2 separate regions of the Homo sapiens genome follow, and region 2 is linked to region 1. The links are chromatin loops, found by intact Hi-C in ENCODE. Cell type or tissue: dorsolateral prefrontal cortex. All regions are shown on one strand.

Region 1 (5,000 bases):
TGTGGCCAGGTGTGGTGACACTCCCAGCACTCTGAGAGGCCGAGGCAGGCAGATTGCTTGAGCCCAGGAATTTGAAACTAGCCTGGGCAATACGGCAAAACCTCATCTCTATAAAAAATAAGGCTGGGCGCGGTGGCTAACGCCTGTAATCTCAGCACTTTGGGAGGCTGAGGTGGGCGGATCACTTCAGGTTAGGAGTTTAAGACCAGCCTCGCCAACATGGTGATACCCCGTCTCTACTAAAAATACAGAAGTTAGCTGGGCATGGTGGCACATGCCTGTAATCCCAGCTACTTGGGAGGCTGAGGCAGGAGGATCACTTGAATCCAGGAGGCGGAGGTTGCACTGAGCTGAGATTGCACCACTGCACTCTAGCCGGAGTGACAAAGCAAGACTCCATCTCAAAAAAAAAAATTAAAATTAAAAAATTAAAAATAGTAGCCAGGTGGGGCTGGGTGTGGTGGCTCATACCTGTAATTCCAGCACTTTGGGAGGCCGAGGTGGGCAGATCACCTGAGGTCGGGAGTTCGAGTCCAGCCTGACCAACATAGAGAAACCCTGTCTCTACTAAAAATATAAAATTAGTTGGACGTGGTGGCGCATGCCTGTAATCCCAGCTACTTGGGAGGCTGAGGCAGGAGAATCGCCTGAACCCGGGAGGTGGAGGTTGCGGTGAGCCGAGATCGCACCATTGCACTCCAGCCTGGGCAACAAGAGCGATACTCTGTCTCAAAAAAAAAAAAAAAAAGTAGCCAGGTGTGGTGGCACACATTTATAGTCCTAGCTACTCAGGAGGCTGAGGTGGGAGGATCTCCTGAGCCTGGGAGGTCGAGGCTGCAGCGACCTGTGAGTGTGCCATTGCACTGCAGCCTGGGTAACAGAGCAACACCCTGTCTGGGAAAAAAAAAAACAAACAAAAACAGGCTGTTAGCTTTGATGCAAAATAATGTTTTGTTGTTGTTGTTGTTGTTGTTGTTATTGTTTTAAGCAGGCTGGCCGGGTGCTGTGGTTCATGCCTGTAATCCCAGCACTTTGAGAGGCCAAGGCAGGCAGATCACCTGAGGTCAGGAGTTCAAGACCAGTCAGGCCAAAATTATGAAACACCCCATCTCTATTAAAAAAATACAAAAATTAGCCAGGTGTGGTGGCAGGCACCTGTAATCTCAGCTACTTGGGAGGCTGAAGCAGGAGAATCACTTGAACCCCGGGAGGCAGAGGTTGCAGTGAGCCGAGATCGCGCCACTGCACTCCAGCCTGGGCAACAAAAGCGAAACTCTGTCTCAAACAAACAAAAAGGCTACAAAACCATATATAGAGTGTGGCTCCCGTTTTTGGAAAAAATAAGTATATATAAAAAAACTATAGAAGGATAGAGGAGAATATCCACCAAATATTAACTAGTGGTGACTAGATGGTGGGATTCTAGGTGCTCTTACTGTCTTCTCTTTTTTTGTTCTGAAAACAGGTAGTTTTTCTGCCATGAGATAAATTATTTGTGTAGATTGTTTTTAGTGAAAAAAAAAAAAAAAAACTAGGCTGGGTGTGGTGGTTCATGCCTGTAATCCCAACACTTGGGGAGACCAAGGCAGGAGGATTGCCTGAGTCTAAGAGTTTGAGACCAGTCTGGGCAATGTAGTGAGACCCTGTCTCTACAAAAAATTGGAAAGTTAGCTAGATGTGGTGGTTCTTGCCTGTGGTCCCAGCTACTCAGGTGGCTGAGGTAGGAAGATTGCTTGAGCCCGGGAGGCGGAGGTTGCAGTGAGCCAAGATCACGCCACTGCACTCCAGCCTGCGCAACAAAGTGAGACCCCGTCTCCAAAAAAATAATAAAAAAAAGAAGGAAAAAGAATAAATAAAACAAGAAAAAAAAAGGAATACTTAGAACCTTTTCTGATGCCTTGTGACTTTCAGAATTTAAAATCCCCCTTGCAGATAAGGCCACCCACGGCGGAAGGCCGGGAGCGAGACGGGGCTGAGGGGACCTTGCTCCCATTGGAGCTGCAGGGCAGGAAGGGGTGCTGCGGTCAGCAGAGGGCACCCTTCGCCTGCGCCGTGTGCAGTGCCTGCAGTCACTCCCTCATTCCCAGGAGTAGCCTTGGGTCAGATGCTGGCTCAGATCTATAACTGCTCCTGTCTGGTAGCCAGGCCTGCCCAGATGTGCAATGGCTGGAATAAAGGGTTCTTGGAAGCAATTTGTTACAGGCACCCTGTGGGCTGTGGCTGGCTGTGGCACACGTGAAGGTTGTGTGTCAGACCTACTCCCTGGACATGGCGCATGGCTGCACACAGGCACCTTGGCTGAGAAGATGCACAGTCCTGGTTTCACTCTCCTCCCCTGCCCTGTCCTGTCTGCTTCCACCCAGCTCTGCAGGCCACCAGCCCCCGCCTCTCGTGGCCACCCCCAGCCCAGCATGTCCTCAGCCGCACATCTCCTGTGTCGACAGGTGAAGTCCCGCTTGGCTTTTGGGAAGCCCCTGGTGGAGCAGGGCACAGTGCTGGCGGACATCGCGCAGTCGCGCGTGGAGATTGAGCAGGCACGGCTGCTGGTGCTGAGAGCTGCCCACCTCATGGACCTGGCAGGAAACAAGGTAGGGGCAGGGGCACGAGGGGGCCTCCCAGAGGCAGAGATTCTTCCTCCTCACTCAGCAAAGCATGAGAGCCTGGCTTCTTGACATTAGAAACTTTATTTCACCTCTACTTGGAGCTGTTTGGGCAGTTTTTCAAAAATTGGAAAGGCACAAGAAGAGAGGACTGGCCTTTGTGTTTTACTGACCTGGTGAGCTGCTTAGTCCAAGGCAGTGGGTCTGATGGGGCCACAGGGCCCCTGGGTGGCCCTGGACTCCCAGGGCCATTGGTGGAGGTGTTGGGCAACCTAAGAGTAAGGCAGGGAAAAGGGACCCTCTGCTGGCCTTCATCTGAATATTGAATTAACAAAAATAGAAGCTTATTTTCAAGTGTGACATTAGTCATTCACTAAGGCTCTTTTTAACCTTTTATTTATTTATTTTTTGAGACAGGGCCTTGCTCTGTAGCCAGGCTAGAATGCAGTGGTACATCATGGCTCACTGAAGCCTCAGCCTCCCAAGTAGCTGGGACTCCAGGCGCAAACCTCCATGCCCAGCTAATTCTTTATTTTTTGTAGAGACCGGCTCTCACCATGTTGCCCAGGCTAACTAAGGCTCTTTCTAAGTGCCTGTGATGACCAAGCACAATGCCATGTTGACCTTGCTTTGTCCAGCTTTCTGTGGGGCAGCCTCCAACCCCACCCAAGACCCTCAACCATCAGGGACCAACCCATGCTCATGCTCACAGTTCCTGGTTCTTTGACGCTGGCGTGCTAGATATGGTGGAGGCTGCTGGGTGTCTCCCTTGAACACCCTGCCCCAGGGCAGATCACTGTAGCTCGGTTTCCCAGAGCCCTGAGTGGCCTTGGTCCACTGCTGCTTGGAGGCAGAGCTGGCCGTGACCCTGAGCAAAGCACAGGACCCTCCCCTTATCCCTTCAGTGTGTGCTGGCTGTGTTCCCCGTCATCTGGGAAGACAGCCACATTCTGCCAGCACTTGCTTCGCATCTTGTGACATAAGATAATAGTTGCCAACATGGCGCCCTTCATCCCTGGGTGCTGTCAAGCCGTACACCAGGCAGGGGCAGCCTCACCCAGCTCACATCAGCGAGACCTTGGGGCCTCTGTTTTGGACGGTGGTGTTTGACTTCTTGCTGGGAATCTGATCATTCTTCCAGGCTTTCTGCCTTCGGGTCTTTTTTGTGGTTTAGTTTTTCGTTTTGTTTTTGAGAGACAGAGTCTCACTCGGTGGCCCAGGCTGGAGTAGAGTGGCACAATCTTGGCTCACTGCAACCTCCGCCTCCCGGGTTCAAGCAGCTCTCTTGCCTCAGTTTCCCAAGTAGCTGGGACTACAGGTGTGCACCATCACGCCCAGCTAATTTTTGTATTTTTTAGTAGAGACTGGGTTTCACTATATGTTGGCCAGGTTGGTCTCAAACTCCTGACCTCAGGTGATCTGCCCGCCTCGGCCTCCCAAAGTGCTGGAATCACAGGCCTGAACCACCGCGCCTGGCCTGTTGTTTGTTTTTGAGAGGGGGTCTCACTCTGTTGTCCAGGCTTGAGTGCAGTGTTGCAATCTCAGCTTACCACAGCCCCCAACTTCCCAGACTCAAACAATCCTCTCACCTCAGCCTCCTGAGTAGCTGGGACTACAAGCACATGCTACCACACCCTGCTAGTTTTTGTATTTTTAGTAGAGATGGGGGACGGGGGGGCCTCACTCTGCCACCCAGGCTGCCCTCGGGTCTTTTATGATCGCATCTCCTCCTCCTTACAGGCTGCAGCCTTGGATATAGCCATGATTAAAATGGTCGCCCCGTCCATGGCCTCCCGAGTGATTGATCGTGCGATTCAGGTGAGCACAGACCAGACAGTTGGCTTATTTGAACCATCAATACTAGATGCCAAACTCTCCTATCTTCAGCCGCCCAGCCTCCCATAGACCCTGGCAGATGCCCTGTGTCACCCACTCACCATGCATGCAACTTTCCTTTTCCTCTTCAGAATGACCCAGCAAGGTGGGAGGTGCCATCGTACCCCCATTTTGAATGTGAGGAAACAGGCACAGAAAAGTGAAGTGACTTGTCCAGGTCACTGAGCTTGCAAGTAGCTGACCTCAAATTCACATGAACTTGGGTTTTCATAAGCCCAGAGCCCAGGCTCTTTCCCATGCAGGGGGGCCGCCTCCTTAGATCCTAACCCCCGGCCCCAGCACAGGGCAGAAGGCACCTGCAGAGTGGGCCTGGGGAGTCTGGAGGCCGTGGGATGGCAGGTGTGGCCCCATGGAAGCCCTCTGGAATATTAGTGATTGTATCACATAGGTGCCACAGGGAAGTCCGGGAAGATGGTTGTTATGGGCCATCAAGAGCAGGCTATCATTCCTGGGGCTCTCGGAGACAAGGGCTGACCCAGGGCCGCCTCCCTCCACTCTGTGTCT
Region 2 (5,000 bases), 77 kb after region 1:
CAATGAAGATGGCCTGAGAAAAACCTGTGACAGCTTGGCAGAATTCAGAAGGATGAGACATCACTCCAACTGAGCCACGAAAATATGGTCTGGAGGCAGGGAACATAAGCCCAATTCACACTTCAGCTATGACAGAAAATATCCTCTCCATTTACATAGGGCGTACACCGAGTAAATGACTTTGTAACTTTACTTCATTCTCTTCTTTTACATAGGGTGTACACTGAGTAAATGACCTTGTAACTTTACTTCATCCTCTTTATTTACATATGGCGTACACCAAGTAAATGACTTTGTAGCTCTACTTCATCCTCTTCATTTATGTAGGACATATACCAAGGAACTGATGGAAACTTCTAGAGGGTATTTAAACCCCAAAACATTCTGTAATGGGGCCCTTGAGCCCCTATGCTCAGCCTGCTACCACACTGTGGAGTATACTTTCATTTTCAATAATTTTCTTCATTTCTTTCCTTGCTTTGTGCGTTTTGTCCAATTTTTTGTTCAAGACACCAAGAACCTGGACACCCTCCACCGGTGACACAACCATCAGGCAATAGGGGTACACCTGGGAAGGACAAGGGACAGTTAGTGCAGTGAGGAATGGGAGGCAGGGCCGAGTCTCTCTGAGCTGGGAGGCTGCTCCTTCTGGCCTCTCCAAAGCCTCACTGCTTCCATTTCCCGAGGCAGATAAGGACTGCCTCAGCCTGGGACAAAACGACCTCTCTGTGTCCACAGCCACCCACAATTGGCATAATGTTCCAGTCTCACTTCCCAGGAGCCTCTGAAGGGCCCAGCTTGGGTCAGATGGCCATTCCTGGGCCAGTCAGCTATGGCCAGGGGATGGGGTCACATGGCACCCACATGAAGCAAGGCCTATCCCTTAAGTAGGGGCTGTTGAGTGACAGGAACCGTGGAGGTGTTGACAGCCGCTCCTCAAAGTATGGTCCTAGACTGAGCAGCAGCACTTACATCACTCGGCAGCTTCTTAGCAATACAGAATCTCAGGCCCCACCCCACACCTAAGGAATCAGAATCTGCTTATTTATTTATTTATTTTGATGATAGGTGCATGCCACCACACTTGGCTAATTTTTGTATTTTTAGTGGAGTCAGGGTTTCTCCATGTTGGCCAAGCTGATCTCAAACTCCTGACCTCAAGTGATCCACCCGCCTCAGCCTGCCAAAGTGCTGGAATTACAGGCGTGAGCCACCGCACCCAGCCTGTAGCCCACATATTGATCCTGTCTGTTCTTTTTTTCTTTTTATTATTATTATTATTATTATACTTTAAGTTTTAGGGTACATGTGCACAATGTGCAGGTTAGTTACATATGTATACATGTGCCATGCTGGTGTGCTGCACCCATTAACTCATCATTTAGCATCAGGTATATCTCCTAATGCTATCCCTCCCCCCTCCCCCACCCCACAACAGTCCCCAGAGTGTGATGTTCCCCTTCCTGTGTCCATGTGTTCTCATTGTTCAATTCCCATCTATGAGTGAGAACATGCGGTGTTTGGTTTTTTGTCCTTGCGATAGTTTACTGAGAATGATGATTTCCAATTTCATCCATGTCCCTACAAAGGACATGAACTCATCATTTTTTATGGCTGCATAGTATTCCATGGTGTATATGTGCCACATTTTCTTAATCCAGTCTATCATTGTTGGACATTTGGGTTGGTTCCAAGTCTTTGCTATTGTGAATAGTGCCACAATAAACATACTTGTGCATGTGTCTTTATAGCAGCATGATTTATAGTCCTTTGCGTATATACCCAGTAATGGGATGGCTGGGTCAAATGGTATTTCTAGTTCTAGATCCCTGAGGAATCGCCACACTGACTTCCACAATGCTTGAACTAGTTTACAGTCCCATCAACAGTGTAAACATGTTCCTGTTTCTCCACATCCTCTCCAGCACCTGTTGTTTCCTGACTTTTTAATGATTGACATTTTAACTGGTGTGAGATGGTATCTCGTTGTGGTTTTGATTTGCATTTCTCTGATGGCCAGTGATGATGAGCATTTTTTCATGTGTCTGTTGGCTGCATAAATGTCTTCTTTTGAGAAGTGTCTGTTCATATCCTTTGCCCACTTTTTGATGGGATTGTTTGTTTTTTTCTTGTAAATTTGTTTGAGTTCATTGTAGATTCTGGATATTAGTCTTTTGTCAGATGAGTAGGTTGCGAAAATTTTCTCCCATTTTGTAGGTTGCCTGTTCACTCTGATGGTAGTTTCTTTTGCTGTGCAGAAGCTCTTTAGTTTAATTAGATCCCATTTGTCAATTTTGGCTTTTGTTGCCATTGCTTTTGGTGTTTTAGACATGAAGTCCTTGCCCATGCCTATGTCCTGAATGGTAATGCCTAGGTTTTCTTCTAGGGTTTTTATGGTTTTAGGTCTAATGTTTAAGTCTTTAACCCATCATGAATTAATTTTTGTATAAGGTGTAAGGAAGGGATCCAGTTTCAGCTTTCTACATATGGCTAGCCAGTTTTCCCAGCACCATTTATTAAATAGGAAATCCTTTCCCCATTGCTTGTTTTTCTCAGGTTTGTCAAAGATCAGATAGTTGTAGATCTGTGGCATTATTTCTGAGAGCTTTGTCCTGTTCCATTGATCTATATCTCTGTTTTGGTACCAGTACCATGCTGTTTTGGTTACTGTAGCCTTGTAGTATAGTTTGAAGTCAGGTAGCGTGATGCCTCCAGCTTTGTTCTTTTGGCTTAGGATTGACTTGGCAATGCGGGCTCTTTTTTGGTTCCATATGAATTTTAAAGTAGTTTTTTCCAATTCTGTGAAGAAAGTCATTGGTAGCTTGATGGGGATGGCATTGAATCTATAAATTACCTTGGGCAGTATGGCCATTTTCACAATATTGATTCTTCCTATCCATGAGCATGGAATGTTCTTCCATTTGTTTGTATCCTCTTTTATTTCATTGAGCAGTGGTTTGTAGTTCTCTTTGAAGAGGTCCTTCACATCCCTTGTAAGTTGGATTCCTAAGTATTTTATTCTCTTTGAAGCAATTGTGAATGGGAGTTCACTCATGATTTGGCTCTCTGTTTGTCTGTTACTGGTGTATAACAATGCTTGTGATTTTTGTACATTGATTTTGTATCTTGAGACTTTGCTGAACTTGCTTATCAGCTTAAGGAGATTTTGGGCTGAGACAATGGGGTTTTCTAGATATACAATCATGTCGTCTGCAAACAGGGACAATTTGACTTCCTCTTTTCCTAATTGAATACCCTTTATTTCCTTCTCCTGCCTAATTGCCTTGGCCAGAACTTCCAACACTATGTTGAATAGGAGTGGTGAGAGAGGGCATCCCTGTCTTTTGCCAGTTTTCAAGGGGAATGCTTCCAGTTTTTGCCCATTCAGTATGATATTGGCTGTGGGTTTGTCATAGATAGCTCTTATTATTTTGAGATATGTCCCATCAATACCTAATTTATTGAGAGTTTTTAGCATGAAGGGTTGTTGAATTTTGTCAAAGGCCTTTTCTGCATCTATTGAGATAATCATGTGGTTTTTGTCTTTAGTTCTGTTTATCTGCTGGATTACATTTATTGATTTGCATATATTGAACCAGCCTTGCATCCCAGGGATGAAGCCCACTTGATCATGGTGGATAAGCTTTTTGATGTGCTGCTGGATTTGGTTTGCCAGTATTTTATTGAGGATTTTTGCATCAATGTTCATCAAGGATATTGGTCTAAAATTCTCTTTTTTGGTTGTGTCTCTGCCCGGCTTTGGTATCAGGATGATGCTGGCCTCACAAAATGAGTTAGGGAGGATTCCCTCTTTTTCTATTGATTGGAATAGTTTCAGAAGGAATGGTATTAGTTCCTCCTTGTACCTCTGGTAGAATTCGGCTGTGAATCCATCTGGTCCTGGACTCTTTTTGGTTGGTAAGCTATTGATTATTGCCACAATTTCAGCTCCTGTTATTGGTCTATTCAGAGATTCAACTTCTTCCTGGTTTAGTCTTGGGAGAGTGTATGTGTCGAGGAATGTATCCATTTCTTCTAGATTTTCTAGTTTATTTGCGTAGAGGTGTTTGTAGTATTCTCTGATGGTAGTTTGTATTTCTGTGGGATCGGTGGTGATATCCCCTTTATCATTTTTTATTGCGTCTATTTGATTCTTCTCTCTTTTTTTCTTTATTAGTCTTGCTAGCGGTCTATCAATTTTGTTGATCCTTTCAAAAAACCAGCTCCTGGATTCATTAATTTTTTGAAGGGTTTTTGTGTCTCTATTTCCTTCAGTTCTGCTCTGATTTTAGTTATTTCTTGCCTTCTGCTAGCTTTTGAATGTGTTTGCTCTTGCTTTTCTAGTTCTTTTAATTGTGATGTTAGGGTGTCAATTTTGGATCTTTCTTGCTTTCTCTCGTGGGCATTTAGTGCTATAAATTTCCCTCTACACACTGCTTTGAATGTGTCCCAGAGATTCTGGTATGTTGTGTCTTTGTTCTTGTTGGTTTCAAAGAACATTTTTATTTCTGCCTTCATTTCGTTATGTACTCAGTAGTCATTCAGGAGCAGGTTGTTCAGTTTCCATGTAGTTGAGCGGTTTTGAGTGAGTTTCTTAATCCTGAATTCTAGTTTGATTGCACTGTGGTCTGAGAGACAGTTTGTTATAATTTCTGTTCTTTTACATTTGCTGAGGGGAGCTTTACTTCCAACTATATGGTCAATTTTGGAATAGGTGTGGCGTGGTGCTGAAAAAAATGTATATTCTGTTGATTTGGGGTGGAGAGTTCTGTAGATGTCTATTAGGTCCGCTTGGTGCAGAGCTGAGTTCAATTCCTGGGTATCCTTGTTAACTTTCTGTCTTGTTGATCTGTCTAATGTTGACAGTGGGTGTTAAAGTCTCCCATTATTATTGCTTGGGAGTCTAAGTCTCTTTGTAGGTCACTCAGGACTTGCTTTATGAATCTGGGTGCTCCTGTATTGGGTGCATATATATTTAGGATAGTTAGCTCTTCTTGTTG

What was found. Peaks named below come from ENCODE experiments on the same cell type or tissue, not always from the same donor. Only the 100,000 strongest peaks of a DNase experiment are listed, where the experiment ranks them.
Region 2: a loop joins it to region 1, with 1.0 times the contacts of the local background. A loop is called at or near these places in 5 of 110 quality-filtered maps.

Annotation. Positions count from the first base shown.
Region 1 is chr12:111,751,328-111,756,327 of GRCh38, forward strand. ACAD10 (acyl-CoA dehydrogenase family member 10) reads left to right here. Exons shown (of 21, transcript NM_025247.6): 19 at 2,445-2,588; 20 at 4,341-4,418. Among named protein-coding and RNA genes, the nearest start is that of ALDH2, 13 kb to the right of the region's middle. RefSeq lists an enhancer at 4,993-5,000. In dorsolateral prefrontal cortex, CTCF peaks have their summits at 2,033 (motif pointing right) and 2,233; DNase peaks (open chromatin) are centred at 2,064 and 3,535; H3K27ac peaks cover 1,202 bases.
Region 2 is chr12:111,827,892-111,832,891 of GRCh38, forward strand. No RefSeq gene overlaps it. Among named protein-coding and RNA genes, the nearest start is that of MAPKAPK5, 12 kb to the right of the region's middle. In dorsolateral prefrontal cortex, no CTCF peak of the experiment used is centred here; no DNase peak of the experiment used is centred here.